3 separate regions of the Mus musculus genome follow, and regions 1 and 3 are each linked to region 2. Evidence: chromatin loops called from intact Hi-C (ENCODE). Cell type or tissue: gastrocnemius. All regions are shown on one strand.

Evidence for each region. Peaks named below come from ENCODE experiments on the same cell type or tissue, not always from the same donor. Only the 100,000 strongest peaks of a DNase experiment are listed, where the experiment ranks them.
Region 1: it touches region 2 in a loop (2.7-fold over the local background); 9 of 42 quality-filtered maps call a loop at or near these places.
Region 3: a loop joins it to region 2, with 6 times the contacts of the local background. A loop is called at or near these places in 4 of 42 quality-filtered maps.

What each region holds. Positions count from the first base shown.
Region 1 is chr14:23,894,213-23,896,712 of GRCm38, forward strand. All of the region lies in intron 1 of Kcnma1 (potassium large conductance calcium-activated channel, subfamily M, alpha member 1), which reads right to left. Among named protein-coding and RNA genes, the nearest start is that of Kcnma1, 110 kb to the right of the region's middle. In gastrocnemius, a CTCF peak has its summit at 1,514 (motif pointing right); DNase peaks (open chromatin) are centred at 1,539 and 2,057; H3K27ac peaks cover 509 bases.
Region 2 is chr14:24,007,163-24,009,662 of GRCm38, forward strand. No RefSeq gene overlaps it. Among named protein-coding and RNA genes, the nearest start is that of 4930519K11Rik, 3.4 kb to the left of the region's middle. In gastrocnemius, a CTCF peak has its summit at 1,324 (motif pointing left); a DNase peak (open chromatin) is centred at 1,310; H3K27ac peaks cover 324 bases.
Region 3 is chr14:23,836,162-23,838,661 of GRCm38, forward strand. The region is part of intron 1 of Kcnma1 (potassium large conductance calcium-activated channel, subfamily M, alpha member 1); the gene reads right to left. Among named protein-coding and RNA genes, the nearest start is that of Kcnma1, 170 kb to the right of the region's middle. In gastrocnemius, no CTCF peak of the experiment used is centred here; DNase peaks (open chromatin) are centred at 1,313 and 2,468; H3K27ac peaks cover 172 bases.

The DNA.
Region 1 (2,500 bases), 110 kb before region 2:
GAGCTGGAAAGATGAATCAGTGGTTAAGAGCACTGGCTACTCTTTCAATAGACCTGGGTTCAATTCCTAGCATCCACATGATGGCTCACAACCAGCTATAACTCCACCTCCAGTGGACCTGACACTCTCTTCTAGCCTCCATGAATAGCAGGCATGCAGGTAGTGTACAGATATACATGTAGATAAAACATCCACACACACACACACACAAGATAAACAATTGAAGTTTAAAATGAATGCTCCAACCACATGCCCACGGGCTAATCCAAGGCGTCCAAAGTCTCAGTTACAATCCCACTTCCCCCTGACTCCTGTTTACATCCCTGTTTTTATTTCTGTGAAACTTTGGGACCGGATGATAATTCAGTGCCTAATATAATAAGCAGCTACCATCACTCCACTAGCAGTGAGCCAGGGTTCCAGCATACAGCCTTCCTGGCGTTGGTTATTATTCTGACTTCTGGATAATAATCATCTAATCCTTTTCACTTATTTTCTGGGTGTCCTGCAAGAAACATGGGTGTGCTTTACAATCAGAAAGATAAGAGTTAATGTCATGCTTTATTTATTTCTAATATTTTTATTTTGCATGAGTGTTTTACCCATATGTATGCATGTATGTATGTATGTTCACTATGTGTACACCCAGTGTCCAGAGAAGCTAGGGTGTCAGATCTCTCCCGATGCTGGACTTCCAGATGGGTTGTAAGCTGCCATGTGGGGGCTGGGATCTGAATTCAGATCCTCTGTGAGAGCAGCCAATGTTCTTAATCACTCAGCATCTCTCCAGCAACTAAGAAACACACATGATACTGACCTCTGGTTTACACACAGAGAGGGGATGGATTACATATTACAGGGAGGTATTCTTCACTAAGGAAAACTTGTGTTTCCCAAATATACTATACATTAACCCTCCTTTGGGCCTGTCAGCTACTAAGAGTGCATGGGCTGACTTGAAGGCTTGAAGCCACACAGCTTCTGTCCTCAACCTGCCTGTGCCTCAGGTTCTTGTTCCCCATAGATACCCAGCCTCAGACTTACAAATGCAAACACAAGGGAGTACAACAAGGTCACTGTGAACCAGGGGTGTCAAAACCCGGCAAGGCTGTCAATCCAGAGAGAGGGTGTAAATTACGTGGAAAGTCAGTTACCCCAAGTCCCAGGTCCCAGGTCCCAGGTCCCAGGTCCCAGGTCCCAGGTCCCAGGTCCCAGGTCACTATCTGTTCTAGTAGCTGGACTGGGGCCTTACAATATACCTTTCTAAGAAATCCACACTGAAGGAAGAAGTTGTCGATCGATGGAGCAGATTTTGAGAAACACAAGACCATAAGAAAAGTCTGCCTGCCTTGTGTGGCATCACACAGAAAAATCAAGTCTCATTAAGAACTTGAAACATCCATTCTTTTCTAGAAAAAATTCTTTATTTTTTTATTATTATTTAATACATACAAGTATTTGACCTGCACATATTTTTGTGCACCACATACATGTTGTGCCCACATAGGCCAGAAGATGGCGTTAGATCCCTGGAACTAGAGATAAAGGTGGTTGTAAGGTGCCAGGTAAGTACTGGGAACCCAGCTGGGGGGACAGGTGCTTAAAGTACAAACTGCATAGTAGTTAGAGGACAGGAACTCTGATGTTTGCAGACCCCAGCTCTACCAGAGCCTGGCTGAAGGACCAGAGTTGAGTTATTTTTTTTCCCCTCCCAACCTGTCATTTCTCTGTCACTAAGATAGGACTCATAAGGGTGGCACCTGCTCACTGAATTTCTGTGGTATCAAGATAAATATGACACAGAATGTTCAGGAACAGTCTTGGCACCTAGAAATAACTGATGGTGTTGGCTATTTTTAATAACTTTGTTTATTACCACCTCCCCTGATAAACAGCTCAACATCTGTGTGATTATAGGAGACATGCTTTAAAGCCGATGGCTAAATGAAAACAGTGCGTTGGCTCTTGCTCACACTCTCTGCCTGGGGCCAGCATATGCCACACCTGTTGTGTTTGCCGACCCCATCTGCCACCTCATACTGCTGGCCCTCAGAAGGCAGTATGGTCCTCAGAAGGCACTCTTGTACATGGCCACCCACAAAGATCTGCTAGCACTGGCCTACCATTGTCCTGGAGATAAACTAAACAAGTGTGCTGAGTGTTCAGAGGACAACAGCAGCATGTGTGAGTCCCATGCCACCCACTGAGGTGGCTCAATAAGGAGAGGCACGCCGGGGGTGTGGTCTCCACACTGTATATGCAGACATCTTTAACTCTCGAGGTAGACACTGAATGTGTTTGTAAAGAACAGACCAAGTCAAAGCGAGGTCACTAGAGTAAATCCTCATCCAGTACGACTGGTGTCCTAGGAGGAAGGGACGAGGAGCCAAACAGAAGGCCATGTGACTTCACAGAGAGAGCAGGGCCAGGCTACCTATGAGCCAAGGAAACAGATCTCATAGGAATGCAGCTTCCGTCCTACCAACACCTTGACCTGGGA
Region 2 (2,500 bases):
AGCCTTTTAAGAAGAGGCTCTCCCCCTAGACACAGAGGAACCTCACATTCAAAAGGAACCTTGGACATCACAGGCTTGTGCTGTTCATTCCGAGAGCTACAACAAAAACAGAAACCAGAGGCAAGAGAGAGAACTTGGTGAGAAAAATGCTTGAGTTCAGATCTCTAGCACCCACATAAAATCAAGGCATAGTGATATGCTCTGATGCTGGGAGGTAGAAAGAAATACAGATACCAGGGGAGTTTCAGGATGAATAGCAAAGCCAAAAAACAAAACAAAACAAACAAACAAACAAACAAACAAAATTAAACCAGGAGGGGTAAGCTCCAAATTGAGCCTTCCTCAATTAAGGTAGAAAGCTGACTAAGTAAAACATCTGGCATCAACCTATGCCCTCCAAGCACTGTGCATTAGACCCACACACCACAACACACACACACACACACACACACACACACCACACACACACACTCCATAAACTGGACAAACTGGGACCAGATCAGATCTTCTGGCCCCGGGTTTTGCTCATAGAGTGCAATCCGTGGGAAGAGCAGCAATTAGGGGCCCCTGCCTCCACTTTACTGCTCTGTACACCCACACAGCCCCTCAGAAAGACAGTTGGAGCAGGACCACACAGCTGCAGGAATCTCTGAGCTCTTCTGTCTGTAGCCTTTATCCCAGAGGGCCACATACCAGGCTGTGGCCAAGCTCCAGAGGAACAGAACCCATCCAGCTTGCACAGGATCTGTCACCCATGCCTACTGATTGTCTTTTTACTCTTTCATTAGCCTGGAAAATGGGAAGATCTAGAAGTATCTACAAATAACCCCAGAGCATCATCTCTACCTTCTGTAGGCGTGTCTACAGATTGGGTATCTAGAAGGATTGTACAAGAAATAAAAGCAGGAGAAATAAAAGTAGAAACTTATAGTGAGGCCATTCATTTGCCTGTAAATACATTTAATAGCTTCCCAGACTCTTCAGCAAATGCACATGTGTCTATGGTCACCTTCAGAGCAAGCCTGGGTTTTCAAATCTGTTACCTATTCTAAGCTGGGTATTCCCCCATGGGACTTAAAAGAAGTACATGAGAGGAAGACCACAAGCACACAAACTAAAAAAACAAAAATGAAGTCCAGGGAGACTGAAAGGCTGTCTACGCAGATGTCAGCAGTGTCACAGTGTCACTGAGCTTCACCTTTCTCCAGCCCCAGCCTGGACCTAATGAACCCTGAGACTCACATTACAAAAAGGAATTACGAATCTGTTGGGAGATTCAGTAATGCCTCCCTAAGTGATGTGGCGTCCTCTGGTGGCGTCTTCTGGTAGACCACTACTTGGTGACTATTCAAAGGGAGGCTGACTCATTCAGTTGAGACCTGAAAATCCTGAAGAACATTTCACAGTCAAACAAACAATGTAAGCACGGGAAAGGGAACGATGGGTTTGGGTGATAGTCGTTAGAGGACACATGCTGACTACAGTTAATAATGGTTAGTAAACTTGAGAAGGGACACCAAGGGTTCTGACCACAGATGCATACAAGAAAAAGGTAATATCTAATCAGCTTGAGTTCACCAGCTATTCATCCCACAAAAAATAAATATTTCAAATAATGCTGTGCAATATACATACATACAATTTTTGTCTGTTTAAATGTTAAAGCTGGAGAGATGCCCCGGCGGCTCAGGGCATGTGTGGCTCCTAAAAGACCCTACTTTGTTTCCCAGCACCCACATAATGGCTCACAACCATCTGGAACTCTAGTTCTGAGAAATCCGGTGCCCTCTGCTAATCTCTTAAGGCATCAACCACTCATGTGGTTCACATATAGGCATGCAGATAAAACGCTCGCCCATAAAATGAATAAATTAAATGCTTTAAGTAAAAGTAAAGAGAAATATCATATCCAAGATGATATCAACTTTTCACTTATGAATTCTGTACCATATAAAGTGTTGGTATGAAGGTAGATGGCCCAGTTCATGTTCTTTCCACAACACAATCTAATGCTCCATCTTGGCTATGACTGTCATTAGTATCTCCACACTTCCTTAAATTATCATGATGTGAAAAGCTGGAGAGAGTTGGCAACATGAGATTGGCGCTCAGAACTAATGTGCACATTTAAAAAAAATAACTGGGCATGAGGCTCACTTAAAATCTTAGATCTGGACAGTCTGGAGCAGGCAGATCCCTAGGAGTCACTGACCAGTCAGACTAACCACTAGATGAGTGACAGGGAAAAAGAAAACTCTCAGAGAAAAGTGGGATGGTGTCTGAGGAAGGACACTTGAGGTTGCCCTCTGGCCTGTGCAAGTGTGGTCACCAAACATATGTGTACACATACACACATGCACACAAGCACATATACAAATAAACACACATACTATCGACAAGCATATGTGTGCCCATACACACATGCAGACACACATACACAATTACCATGGTGCACTGCTGCCTTCTCACCTCCTTATAATTTATTTGTGGTAGAAGATGG
Region 3 (2,500 bases), 170 kb before region 2:
GGTTCTCATTGCGAAGAAATGATAAAATGTTTTAAAAATGGAAATTCTAATTACCAAGACTACCGCCCACTGTCTACTCACAGCGGAATGCCAGTACGCAGCATGCCATAAACCTATGTAACTCGTGTGTGTGTGTGTGTGTGTGTGTGTGTGTGTGTGTGTGTACTCATCTATCACTCTCCATCTTATTTTTGGAGACAGTCCATCACTATACCCAGACTTCACTATTTTGGCTGACTGGCCTTTGAGTCTTGGGGACCCACTGCCTCTGATAGTTCCCCTGTGCTTGAGTTCGAGACCTGAGCCATTGTAACTGGCCCGTACACAGGTGCTGAGCTCAAACTCGGGTCCTCATGCTTGCACGGCAAGCACTTTATACCCTGAACCATCTCCAGAGCCCCAAACACATATAATTCATATCTATCAGTATCTATCAGTTAACACACACACACACACACACACACACACACACACACACACACTAAGTCCTAGAACTCCGGAAGTAGAGCTTAATTACTGTGTGTCAGAGGCACTAAAAGAAAGCTGCTTTGAAGAACCAGGCTAGTTGGTGCTGGGATTCTTGGCCCCTTCCTCCCCACTTGCAGCCATAGCTTTTTTTGTTTGGAGGCAGGGGCAAAGTGAGATCACGTTCATCTTATTCTCAGTATCTGCTTCCCCTGACCCCTGCCTCTGTAGCTTAGAACCTAGCAGATGCTAGCTCGGTCGCCAAGCTGAGTTGGGCTGGGTCTGGATGGAGCACATCTGGGTATCTTGAGAGACTACACTTTTGAGAAGCCAGGCCCAAGAATGAGACAGGAATGAATAACAAAATTGCCATCGAAGGCTCCTTTGTCCTCAAGGACACAGTGCTCACAGAATACAGTGTGAGTAGTTCCCACCAGGGCATGAGAAAGTTATTCAAGCCAAAAAATACAGTAGCTTTCTCTCCATGCCTCAAGCCTAGTGAATACCCTGCAGTAAGAGCAGGGCCTGGGAGGGCTGTTAGAGAAGGGGAGTCTGATGTACATATGTAGAGTCCATCTAACCCTCATGCCAGTTGAGAAAGACACCTGAGGTTTTCAGTAGGGATTGTATAAGTTGGTACATGTGACATTAAGAAATCCAACAAAAACAACATGACAGTCCACAAGGTTAGGTCCAGGAGAAAAAAATGTTATGAATGCTATTTATAATCTTTCTGTTGACCAAAACCACACTGTGAAGAAATGAACCATGTACAATAGCATGAGGCTCTCCCAGCCCACCCGCTTCCTTCCATTAGCCAGGCACCGACCCTACACAGCCACCATATGGCCCACCAGCTATGCAGCCCCGTCAGTCCTGGACCGCCTGAGTGGCTTAATTATTGGGTGGCTATAAATAGAAGTGCCGGACAATAGATTATGTTCTGTCTAGAAAACAAAGTCAAGGTCCCCATTTACCCATTTTCCCTTCATTTGAGCCACTGAACTCCAGATAGCTACAGTAACCCAGATCTTCTGGGTCCCTATTCCTGGTTTAAGTGGCAGTGCTCAGTGTTGGGGACCACTCATGCTTGTTACACTGGGGGGAGGGAGGCTTCAGAGAAAAGATCACTCAGGAGTCTTAAAAAGTCCATGTACCTTAAGGGCTCAAGATCTGCCAAGAAGGTCCAACTTTTTGACAAGTATTGTGGTCTATAAATGTGCTAGGCAATAGTCCTGGTTATCGAGAGTCACGGGTTCTACATACTTGATTCTAATCTTTTGCCCAAGGCTCTTATCCCTCAACACCAGCTATACTGCCTAGTCTATATCTGGCATCACCCCATTCCTGGACTATAGCAGCTGTTCCAAGAAGTAGGTCCCTCCACATATTAGCTATGAAAGCTGGAGATACCCTGCCCCACCCCCAGTGACTGCAAGAGGAAGCCTGGGCCCACGGGTGCTCTTTCCCTCACTGTCTTGGCCTCTGAAAAGCATCCCCGTCAGCTTCATCATCTCCAGAACAGGTTCAGGATGGCACATGGGCATCCTGTTGTCCCAACCCTAGGCTGTTCTCCCAACCCACCTCAATCCCTCAACAAGGGCACAGCTTTGGACTCAAATGAGGTTCGTATGGCTTCCTGGCAATGAGACCCCAGGAAACTGTCCTGCTTGCTCAACATCTCTGTTCATCTAGTCAATAGTTATAGTTCCCTAGCCTCCTGATATGGCTTGTGATCGGTACCAAGCATACATAGCATAGTTCATTTGCTAGGGCCAGTCCTTGCCAGCATGCCCATTTCCTGGGATGACTTACTCAGACTCCTGCTTTGGGGAAAGGCTCAGTTCGGAGACTGACCTGAAGCTCCTCAGAAATAAATCCTTGAAGGAAGAGCAGCAAAGGGGGAAAGGAATGGGGGGATGGGGTGCCTTCTCTCTGTAGAAGCTGCAGGCAGCAGATGAAGCACAGTGGAGGTGACCAAGCAGCCAGATCCCTAAATAGCAACTAATCACTGTGATTGGAATTAATAATGAAG